2 separate regions of the Mus musculus genome follow, and region 1 is linked to region 2. The links are chromatin loops, found by intact Hi-C in ENCODE. Cell type or tissue: heart. All regions are shown on one strand. Links, peaks and the distances in the headings refer to the core of each region. The heading gives the core; the rest is flanking DNA.

What was found. Hi-C counts contacts between places; a loop is a spot of excess contacts. Peaks named below come from ENCODE experiments on the same cell type or tissue, not always from the same donor. Only the 100,000 strongest peaks of a DNase experiment are listed, where the experiment ranks them.
Region 1: a loop joins it to region 2, with 7 times the contacts of the local background. A loop is called at or near these places in 3 of 42 quality-filtered maps.

Annotation. Positions count from the first base shown.
Region 1 is chrX:49,944,173-49,952,273 of GRCm38, forward strand. It overlaps the pseudogene Gm15033. Among named protein-coding and RNA genes, the nearest start is that of Olfr1322, 62 kb to the left of the region's middle. In heart, for the core only: a CTCF peak has its summit at 3,695 (motif pointing left); no DNase peak of the experiment used is centred there.
Region 2 is chrX:49,345,219-49,347,718 of GRCm38, forward strand. Gm14696 (predicted gene 14696) reads right to left here and starts at 19. Exons shown (of 5, transcript NR_167731.1): 1 at 1-19. In heart, for the core only: a CTCF peak has its summit at 1,429 (motif pointing right); no DNase peak of the experiment used is centred there.

The DNA.
Region 1 (8,101 bases), core at 2,334-4,833, 600 kb after region 2:
AATTGAGACCCAGAATATTTAAATACCTTACCTAGAAATCTACAAGAGTTAAGTAAAATGAGTACTTCTTACTTGAATCAAACATCAATATAATTTAGACAAGAGCAGCCAGTTCTTTCCTACGTTGTTTTACGCTAAGAAACAATTTTATGCAAAAAAATCTTTCCCTCAACCAATGTCATGAAGCATTTCCCATGTTTTCCTCTAAGACAAGTGGGTCTTTTGTCTCTCAGTTCCATAATTAGCCCTATTTGAGATCATTTCTTGGTATAGTGAAACATAAAGGTCTTTACATAGATTTCTAATTCTTATAACACAATTTTTTAGAAGTCAGTTCCTCATTATATGTCCTTGGCATCTGTGTCAAAACAAGCAAACAGGGTGGGAATCCAGTGGGCTGGCTGGCAACTAGGCCTCTGTGGAAGTGAATCCAGCGGGAATCTGAGCCATCCAAGCCGCCACCATGATGGTGGGCAAGAGCAGCAAGATGTTGCAGAACATTGACTACAGGATGAGGTGCATCCTGCAAGATGGCCGGATCTTCATTGGGACCTTCAAAGCCTTTGACAAGCACATGAATTTGATTCTGTGTGACTGTGATGAGTTTGTGAAGATCAAGCCAAAGAACTCCAAACAAGCAGAAAGGGAAGTGAAGTCCTTGGTCTGGTATTGCTTTGCAGGGAGAACCTGGTCTCCATAACAGTAGAAGGACCTCCTCCCAAAGACACCGGCATGGCCACTTGTTGGAGCTCCTGGGGGACCAAGCATCAGCAGGGCTGCTGGCAGAGGAATCCCAGCAGGTGTTCCCATGCCCCAGGCTCCTGCAGGAATTGCTGAGCCAGTCTGAGATGTTGGAGGGCCATCCCAACAGGTAATGACCCCACAAGGAAGAGGCACTGTTGTAGCTATTGCAGCTGCAGCCACAGCCACAGCCAGTATTGCAGGAGCCCCAAGTCAGTACTGACCTGGTTGTGGGGGTCCTCCTCTATCTATGGGTCCAGGGTCCCCTACTCCAGGTATGATGGGCCAACCTCCTGGCATGCGGCCTCCCCTGGGGCTCCCTCCTGGCCAAGGAACTCCAATGGGCATGCCCCCTCCTGGGATATGACCTCCTCCTCCAGGAATGCCAGGTCTGCTTTGATCTTCTCACAGCATCACAGTTGGAAGCTCAGAGTTCCCCAGGGTCAGGTTTCAACAGACCTGTTTGTTATGCAGTTTATGGAGTCTCATTGGATTGTCTGGTTTCCCTTTCAGGGCTTCCTCCCTGGGAAATATGCCCTTCAAGGCCCTAGACTCATCTTGGTCCTCCTCAGCTTCTTGCCTGTTTCCTTCCCAAAAGGCTGTATATACACTGTCCTTTTTTTCCTCTGGCTTATGAAGCTGGTTTATAATAAACTAAGAGACTGTTATATAAAAACAAAACAAAACAAAACAAAAAAAACAAGCAAACAAATAGTTGGAAATGCACAGATTTATTTCTGGGTTCTCTGTTCCATTTCATTGTTCTGCATAGCTCCATATATACCAAATGTACCTTGTTGTTTTGTTATTTTATCTTTGCAATCTGATGTTAAACAGTGTTTCAACTCTGTTCTCTTTGCTCAAGATTGTGTTGCATACTTGAGGATTCTTTGTGATTCTATATAAATTTCTGTACAGATTGTCATTATTGCTTTTGTATGAATTGCATGAAATATGCAGAAAGAATCTGTAGGATTAGAAAAATATTTGTAAAAGAACAAAACACCCATGGAAGGAGTTACAGAGTCAAAGTTTGGAGCTGTGACGAAAGAATGGACCATCTAGAGACTGCCATATCCAAGGATCCACTCCATAATCAGCTTCCAAACGCTGACACCAATGCATACACTAGCAAGATTTTGCTGAAAGGTACCAGATATAGCTGTCTCTTGTGAGACTATGCCGGGGCCTGGCAAACACAGAAGTGGATGCTCACAGTCAGCTATTGGATGGATCACAGGGCTCCCAATGGAGGAGCTAGAGAAAGTACCCAAGATGCTAAAGGGATCTGCAACCCTATAGGTGGAACAACATTCTGAACTAACCAGTACCCTGAAGCTCTTGACTATAGCTGCATATGTATCAAAAGATGGCCTAGTGGGCCATCACTGGAAAGAGAGGGCCATTGGACACACAAACTTTATATGCCCCAGTACAGGGGAATGCCAGGGCCAAAAAAATGGGAATGGGTGGGTAGAGAAGTCGGGGGGAGGGTATAGGGGACTTTTGGGAAAGCATTGGAAATGTAATTGAGGAAAATACGTAATAAAAAATATTTTTAAAAAAAGAAAGAAAATCTGACATTGGTTCAATATGAAAATATAAACAATCCAGTAAAAAAATCTCTATAATAGTGCAAAAGTTGTACATAGAAACTTCTCAAAAGAAGAGATCCAACTAGGCAACAGACGTGAAAAGTGTTTGACTTCATTAGTTATCAAGCAAGTGAAAATCTAAACTACAATGATGCAATCAATGATATATTGTCTCAAACTTATTGGTGTGGCTATTGTCAAAAGCACAGAAGGTGAACTACTAAAATTGTGTAGAAAAACCAAGTTTTTGTACACTAATGATGAAACTCTAAACTAGTAGGACAATTATAGTTTGTAAATGTGTGATTACTATATGATCCAACAACCTCACTCACTAATTTCTCTCTCTCTCTCTCTCTCTCTCTCTCTCTCTCTCTCTCTCTCTCTCTCTCTCTGTGTGTGTGTGTGTGTGTGTGTGTGTGTGTGTGTGTATCTGTCTCTCCCGGTGTCTGTCCTCTTTCCCACTGTCTCTGTTTGTCTCTCTGTCTCTGTCTTTGTCTGTCTCTGACTCTCTCCCTTTCTGTGTGTAGTATAAACCAATTATGTTAAGAGATGATCTTCATGACCATATTCATCATTGCACTATTAACATTTGGTAACAGCCAAATTATGAATTCAGCCTAATGATGCACCTAATGGTCCTAAAAAGATAAATGGTATTTTTACATAATGGAATAGAATATTATTCAATCATTGGAAAATTAAGCACCCATCTTTGATGACATGAGAAAATGTCTGCGGTGTTAGGTGTTGGGTGAAATAGGGCAGTCATAGATAAATACCACATGATCTCACTTATATGTAAAACTGGGAAACATGATCCCATAATAGAGGGTATTATAGTATTTACTACAGGCTGATGATTAGATACAGGGAGAGATGGATGATATAAGTCATTAAAGATACATAATTATAGTCATGATTAATACATTTCAGAATGTCTATTGTACAGCTAGGTGACTGCAGTTAGTGATAGTATGTTGTATTTTTGAGAAACGTGAAAAATATCAACATTATGATTTTTCATCACAAAAATGAGTTGGTAAAAGAACCATTAATTAGCTACACTGAAGTAATCAGTTTTATATATATATATATAAATATGCATGCAGAGGGGGAAACATGTTGTACATGGAAACTAAAAAGTAAATGCACTGAAAATTCTATCTTAACATATGATCTGGGATGCATAGTACTTCTTATGAAAGTAAAGAGCAATTTCAGAGAGTAATTCTGCATAGGCATAAAGTAATAATGAAAGTCACAGTGCAAGAAAGTGAGGTGCAACTTGAATTTCATTGAGCAGCACTTAAGTGAGAGTGAACATTGCCCCAAGCACTGGGGATAAGTACTGAGGAGAGCGGCATCTGCTGGACAGTTAGAAAAGAACCCCCAAACTGTTGGTGTGGCAGATACCTTGAAAGCAATACAAACTTCTCTAAACTACAGGGCTGAAGGGACTCATTCTTCCTCCTAAGGTTTTGTGATTTAAGAGATGCCACATACTTGGATGGTAACATCAAGTGAGGGCCTTTCAGGTACAGGGAAATTGAATTGCTGATTGCTGGGCTGTGTTATGAAAGAAGGCAAGTCACAGGTTATCATCAGCTCCCTGCAGGCTCCACTCTGAAAACAATGATAACTGGCTAAGAGACCTTGAGATAAGAACAAGAGAAGAAATGAGAGATGAGATAAGCAAATATAAATTCATAAGAAGTATGCTTTTAGATTAGGTTTGTTTATTGAAAAATTAATACATGCAGTTCACACAAAACCTCCAGGGTACAAATAAGTACAATGTAAGCCAAACTTCCTCTTTGCATGGAAATATGTATGTAAGTAGTCTTTGTCATCAAAATTGAGATTGCAATGTACACACCATTGTGTACAACGGGTACTTTATGAACCTCAAAGAATTAAAATTGTAAATAGTTTTGTTGCAGCACATTTAAATCACCTTTATTACCTTTATTGGTTATCATTTCAACATAGAAATACAGGCTCATTAATTTAACCTATCCCCTTATGAGGCCCATTTAACCTCATCCCATATTTCATTCACACAAGCAGCACTGTAAGTAATACCCTTGCACTTGTATACACTTGCATACCACCGGGAAATTACTAAGTCAAGGGTAAATTTTAAATACTTGTTTTCATATTGTTAGATCTTACAGACTTGTGTTCTGCAAAGGGATTGAATAATCCCACCTCCAAGGTATGAATGTCCATTTCTACTAGTTCCAAGTCTCTATCTTTTCCTCCTCTTTTCTGATAAGATGAAGGAAAAGGATAGCTCATGATTGTTTTAACTTAAACTGCTCTCGTCATTTGTGAGATATGACAGTATTTTGCGTGTTTATTAATTATGTTCAGGTGATATTTTTTTCTTATATTTTCTCTATGTGCATGTATTCATTCTACAGTTTATTTGTAAGAGATTCTCTCATACTAACTTATTCCACTGTTATTTAGAACAAATTGTTGATCATATTGGATTGATACTCACCAGTTGTAATGAAGATTTTTTTTAAAAAAAATCAACTTCTGTGTCTATTATATTTTTGTGGAAAAGTTTGTATAGTTAAATTAATCAGTTTATCCCTTTTTTGTTTTCTGGACTATAGCTCTCTAGAAAAGCTCATTTTGCTTCCAGGTTATGTGAATTTTAATAGATTTACTTTATTTTATTTTATGTGCTTCAATTAGTCTATTACAGCAATGTGCCTGTTGTCTAAGGATTCAGAAGATGATGTTGAATCCTCTGAAACTGAAGCTATGGGTGGTTTAGAGCTGACATCTGGTTTGGGGAAGTCAGACTAGGGTCTCTGAAAGAACAATTGCTTTTAACAACTGAGCCATCTCTCATGCCCCAATTCTCCTAGTGTCTTCATTACACTGCTCTCCATTTCACTTGAGTAGGACCTTGAATATTCTCTACTCTATGAACTTAATTTATCAATAGTCTCTACTCTATGAACCTAATTTATGAACCTAATTTTTCAATCCATGTACCAGGACCACTGTTTTAATCATGAGAGATTTATAGTTCCTTTGAGCAAAAGAAATTTTCTTCCAACATTTCCTCCATTTTCCACCATTTAATTTTCCTCTTAAAATTTTTGACCTGAGGGCAGCTATGTATGGTATGAGAAACTTAATTTTGTAGTCCTGGTGAATTTATGAATATTGGTTGAGAATCTACAACCACCACTTTACTAAACCAGCCTAATACCTAACAACAAGTGATAAATATTTTTATACCCACAGATAAGGGCAATTGTCACTGCATCAACAAAATTTCTCTCTGCAACAGGTGGAAAACATCAAACAAACCCACAAACAACCAAAATACAGAGTTGTGGAGCCCAGTCCCACAACTGTGTCTACAGCACAACTCCTGCACCAAAGACTCTGGATCATTGCTGAAGAGGGGCAGAAAGACGGTAAGACCCAGGGTATCATGGAATTTGCTGTGAGACTGTGTCTCCTAGTAATGCCAGATACCACATCCATAAAGCCTCATCAACATGACTGAATAAATGTGAGTTGAACAAGGTTGACACCAATGGAAATGCCGAAATGGACAGGGAAAAGCCTCAACTCTATACAAAGAACTATGCATAATTGAGGAATGCTGGGAGTGGAAGAGATGGTTTTCCCCAGAGAAAAGCACACCAATTGATTGCTGTCAAATGCTCAGCCCTGAAAACATAGCTACAAGGAACATTATATGGGCTGAACAGATTATATATTTAGGAATCTATATGTAGATATACACACACGTGTGTGTGGAAAAACAATTAGTGAAAAAGAAAAGGAGAGGAGAGATGCGATTATCTTGTAATCTCAGATATAAAATAAAAACAGGCACAAGTCCCTTCCGCTCGACTCGAGACTCGAGCCCCGGGCTATCTTGCCAGCAGAGTCTTGCCCAACACCCGCAAGGGTCCACACGGGACTCCCCACGGGACCCTAAGACCTCTGGTGAGTGGACCACAGTGCCTGCCCCAATCCAATCGCGCGGAACTTGAGACTGCGGTACATAGGGAAGCAGGCTACCCGGGCCTGATCTGGGGCACAAGTCCCTTCCGCTCGACTCGAGACTCGAGCCCCGGGCTACCTTGACAGCAGAGTCTTGCCCAACACCCGCAAGGGCCCACACGGGACTCCCCACGGGACCCTAAGACCTCTGGTGAGTGGATCACAGTGCCTGCCCCAATCCAATCGCGCGGAACTTGAGACTGCGGTACATAGGGAAGCAGGCTACCCGGGCCTGATCTGGGGCACAAGTCCCTTCCGCTCGACTCGAGACTCGAGCCCCGGGCTACCTTGCCAGCAGAGTCTTGCCCAACACCCGCAAGGGCCCACACGGGACTCCCCACGGGACCCTAAGACCTCTGGTGAGTGGAACACAGCGCCTACCCCAATCCAATCGCGTGGAACTTGAGACTGCGGTACATAGGGAAGCAGGCTACCCGGGCTTGATCTGGGGCACAAACCCCTTCCACTCCACTCGAGCCCCTGCTACCTTGCCAGCTGAGTTGCCTGACACCCGCAAGGGCCCACACAGGATTCCACACGTGATCCTAAGACCTCTAGTGAGTGGAACACAACTTCTGCCAGGAGTCTGGTTCGAACACCAGATATCTGGGTACCTGCCTTGCAAGAAGAGAGCTTGCCTGCAGAGAATACTCTGCCCACTGAAAGTAAGGAGAGTGCTAACCTCCAGGTCTGCTCATAGAGGCTAACAGAGTCACCTGAAGAACAAGCTCTTAACAGTGACAACTAAAACAGCTAGCTTCAGAGATTACCAGATGGCGAAAGGCAAACGTAAGAATCCTACTAACAGAAATCAAGACCACTCACCATCATCAGAACGCAGCACTCCCACCCCACCTAGTCCTGGGCACCCCAACACAACCGAAAATCTAGACCCAGATTTAAAAACATTTCTCATGATGATGATAGAGGACATCAAGAAGGACTTTCATAAGTCACTTAAAGATTTACAGGAGAGCACTGCTAAAGAGTTACAGGCTCTTAAAGAAAAGCAGGAAAACACAGCCAAACAGGTGATGGAAATGAACAAAACCATACTAGAACTAAAAGGGGAAGTAGACACAATAAAGAAAACCCAAAGCGAGGCAACGCTGGAGATAGAAACCCTAGGAAAGAGATCTGGAACCATAGATGCGAGCATCAGCAACAGAATACAAGAAATGGAAGAGAGAATCTCAGGTGCAGAAGATTCCATAGAGAACATCGACACAACAGTCAAAGAAAATACAAAATGCAAAAGGATCCTAACTCAAAACATCCAGGTAATCCAGGACACAATGAGAAGACCAAACCTACGGATAATAGGAATTGATGAGAATGAAGATTTTCAACTTAAAGGGCCAGCTAATATCTTCAACAAAATAATAGAAGAAAACTTCCCAAACATAAAAAAAGAGATGCCCATGATCATACAAGAAGCATACAGAACTCCAAATAGACTGGACCAGAAAAGAAATTCCTCCCGACACATAATAATCAGAACAACAAATGCACTAAATAAAGATAGAATATTAAAAGCAGTAAGGGAGAAAGGTCAAGTAACATATAAAGGAAGGCCTATCAGAATTACACCAGACTTTTCACCAGAGACTATGAAAGCCAGAAGAGCCTGGACAGATGTTATACAGACACTAAGAGAACACAAATGCCAGCCCAGGCTACTATACCCGGCCAAACTCTCAATTACCATACATGGAGAAACC
Region 2 (2,500 bases), core at 1-2,500:
ACCTTCTTTACTCACTGAACCATCTTTACAGCCCTAATGGATTTTAACAATTTTAATTCACTATAACATGGTCATTGCAATCATGAACACAGAGTAGCTGTGGACACTTACACACAACTGGGCCTATAGCTTTCCATCATAGATATGGGTGGGACTTCATGGGGGTACTCTAAAAGCTATTGGTAGTTGCTGGATGCTGGGAGAATGGCTGCCATTGTCTACACTGCAGTAAATAAGGTGCTACCCATACTTGTACAAGCAGTCCTAATTCAACTCACTGCTTACAAAAAAGGATCTGAAAGTGTTTCTTCTACTTAAAGGTGGATATCCCTATGGTCACTGAATTTCTTCATGCCCATCTTTCTCTATAACCTAAAGAGGATGCTGAGTTCCGAGAAAACTGTTACTTGCCAATATCAACATCTTGCCTATCTTGATGTGGTGTGTTAAGAACCGCACTTGGCCTCTGAATGCTCCCTGACAAAAAGCATGTGACTACAGTTTAAGCACCAGGCAAACATCAGGCATGTATCAGTTAACAGACATTACAGAAAATCTATAAAACACGTCTACAAAAATATTTAAACTGGCATGATAGTATATGCCAGTAATCCCAGCACTGAGCAAGTATAGGCAGGAGGTCCACAAATTCAAATGCAGCCTGAGCAAGAGAGTAAGATCTTGTCTGAAAAACAAAACAAAACAAAACAAAACAAGGCAACCCCCCCCCCCAACCCAACAAAACAATCTCACAAAACTTTTTAGGTTAAATCAAACAACAAACAACATTGCCAAGTCTGAGAAGCATTCATAAAGGAGTGCAAAGCCTAAGAGGGTAGGCTGGGTAAACATCCTGGAGGAGCCTGGATAAAATCCTGACAGCAAGGGACCTTAGCTCAAAATGAATGAAAATTGAATCGATTATGAATTTTATTTCATTAATTGTAACAAAAGACCGTACTACTTTGGGATGTTAATGACAGGGGGAATTGTGTGGTGTGTCTATGGAAGCTCCCAGTACTATCCAGCAGTTACAATACTAAAACTTTTTGCAACTTTTCATTAAAAAAAAAGCCTGCTAGTTTAAGCAGATAAACTGGTCTGAGAAGGAATAAACTCAGCTGCACTGAATTTTTAGTTCCAGAGTGCAGAATCAAGATCCTATTCATTTTTGTTTGTTTTTGAAGCACGTTTATTTTATGTTTTTCACATATCTCAAACTGTCCCGAAACTCTGTATGTATCCAAGAATGAGCTCATGTATCAAACAAAAGGCTTTTTGAATCCTAGGAACTACCATTTAAGCAAAGCAGCAAAGCCAGCTCCAGAACTCTATTGTTCTGTTCAATGCTTTGTTTTAAATAATTTCTTCTAAGGAAAACACCTGGTACATTAATATTTTTTAAAGGCAACATTTTAAATGACCACCAGAGAGCAGTATCTTCCCATATTTGTGACACTGGCCAATGTTTTGTGCCTTAGATATATATCCTTTGAATTAAATGAAAATGTTATACACATTGGTATAATAAAGCAAACTTGTGAACTTTTGTCAGAAAAAGAGCTTGCAAATTCATTCCATTATGGACCATTTTCTTAGGGTTATTATTTATTTATATTTTTTGTAAATGATAATAGTGTTTTCACACTTGGAGATTTGTTAACAAGAATAGAGCTTATATTATAAAGATTATAAAATATGTATCTGTTGGAGTTTTACATAGTAGTTAGATAAATCATGGTTTTTGAGACTTTTGAAATGTTCACATGTTCATATAGGAAATATAAAGAAATATTTGCATATGTAACACTGCCTATATTATTTATGTTTTTGTATACTTTGGAAAACAACAGTAGAGAAACTGCATGGTTTATGATGGTTATTTCATAGATTTGGGGTTAAAAGTGATCTTAATTTCTGCTTTATGAACTTATAGTTTCCCAATGTTTACACATAAAATATATTATTAAACTAATCAGAGAAGAATGCATGAGCCTGTATTTTGTAAGCCAATATTGTCTTTATACATTCTAAATTTATTTACTTTTTGAACAAACATTTACACTTTTTTATTGATAAGTAATTTGATCTTTGAGAAGGGAATTATAAGATGCCCTGGATGGTCTTTGATGGTTTCTACACGCAGAGCCTCACTCTCCAGCAAGCCCCAAGGAAATGATTGCAGAAAAAACAACAACAACAACAACAACAAAACCCAGCATCAGGCCAGGCTGCTGTTGTTCCTTTAGCTCCCGCTGAACTGTGGAGTCTCAAGGTCTGAGGTGGCATTCAATAGCTAATCAGTAGGATTTTTTTCCTCTCTTGCCATGAGGGGGAAAAATGATAGTTGTATTGGCTTTTGACTAAATCTTCGTGTCAAGATGACCTCTGGAAGACAGATGCTTTATCTTTCTGTGTGTGTTTTGATACAGCTTATGGTTTCTTCTTCCATGCCAAGTACATGATACCTACTTGAGCGGGAATCCCCACTCCTTCTCAG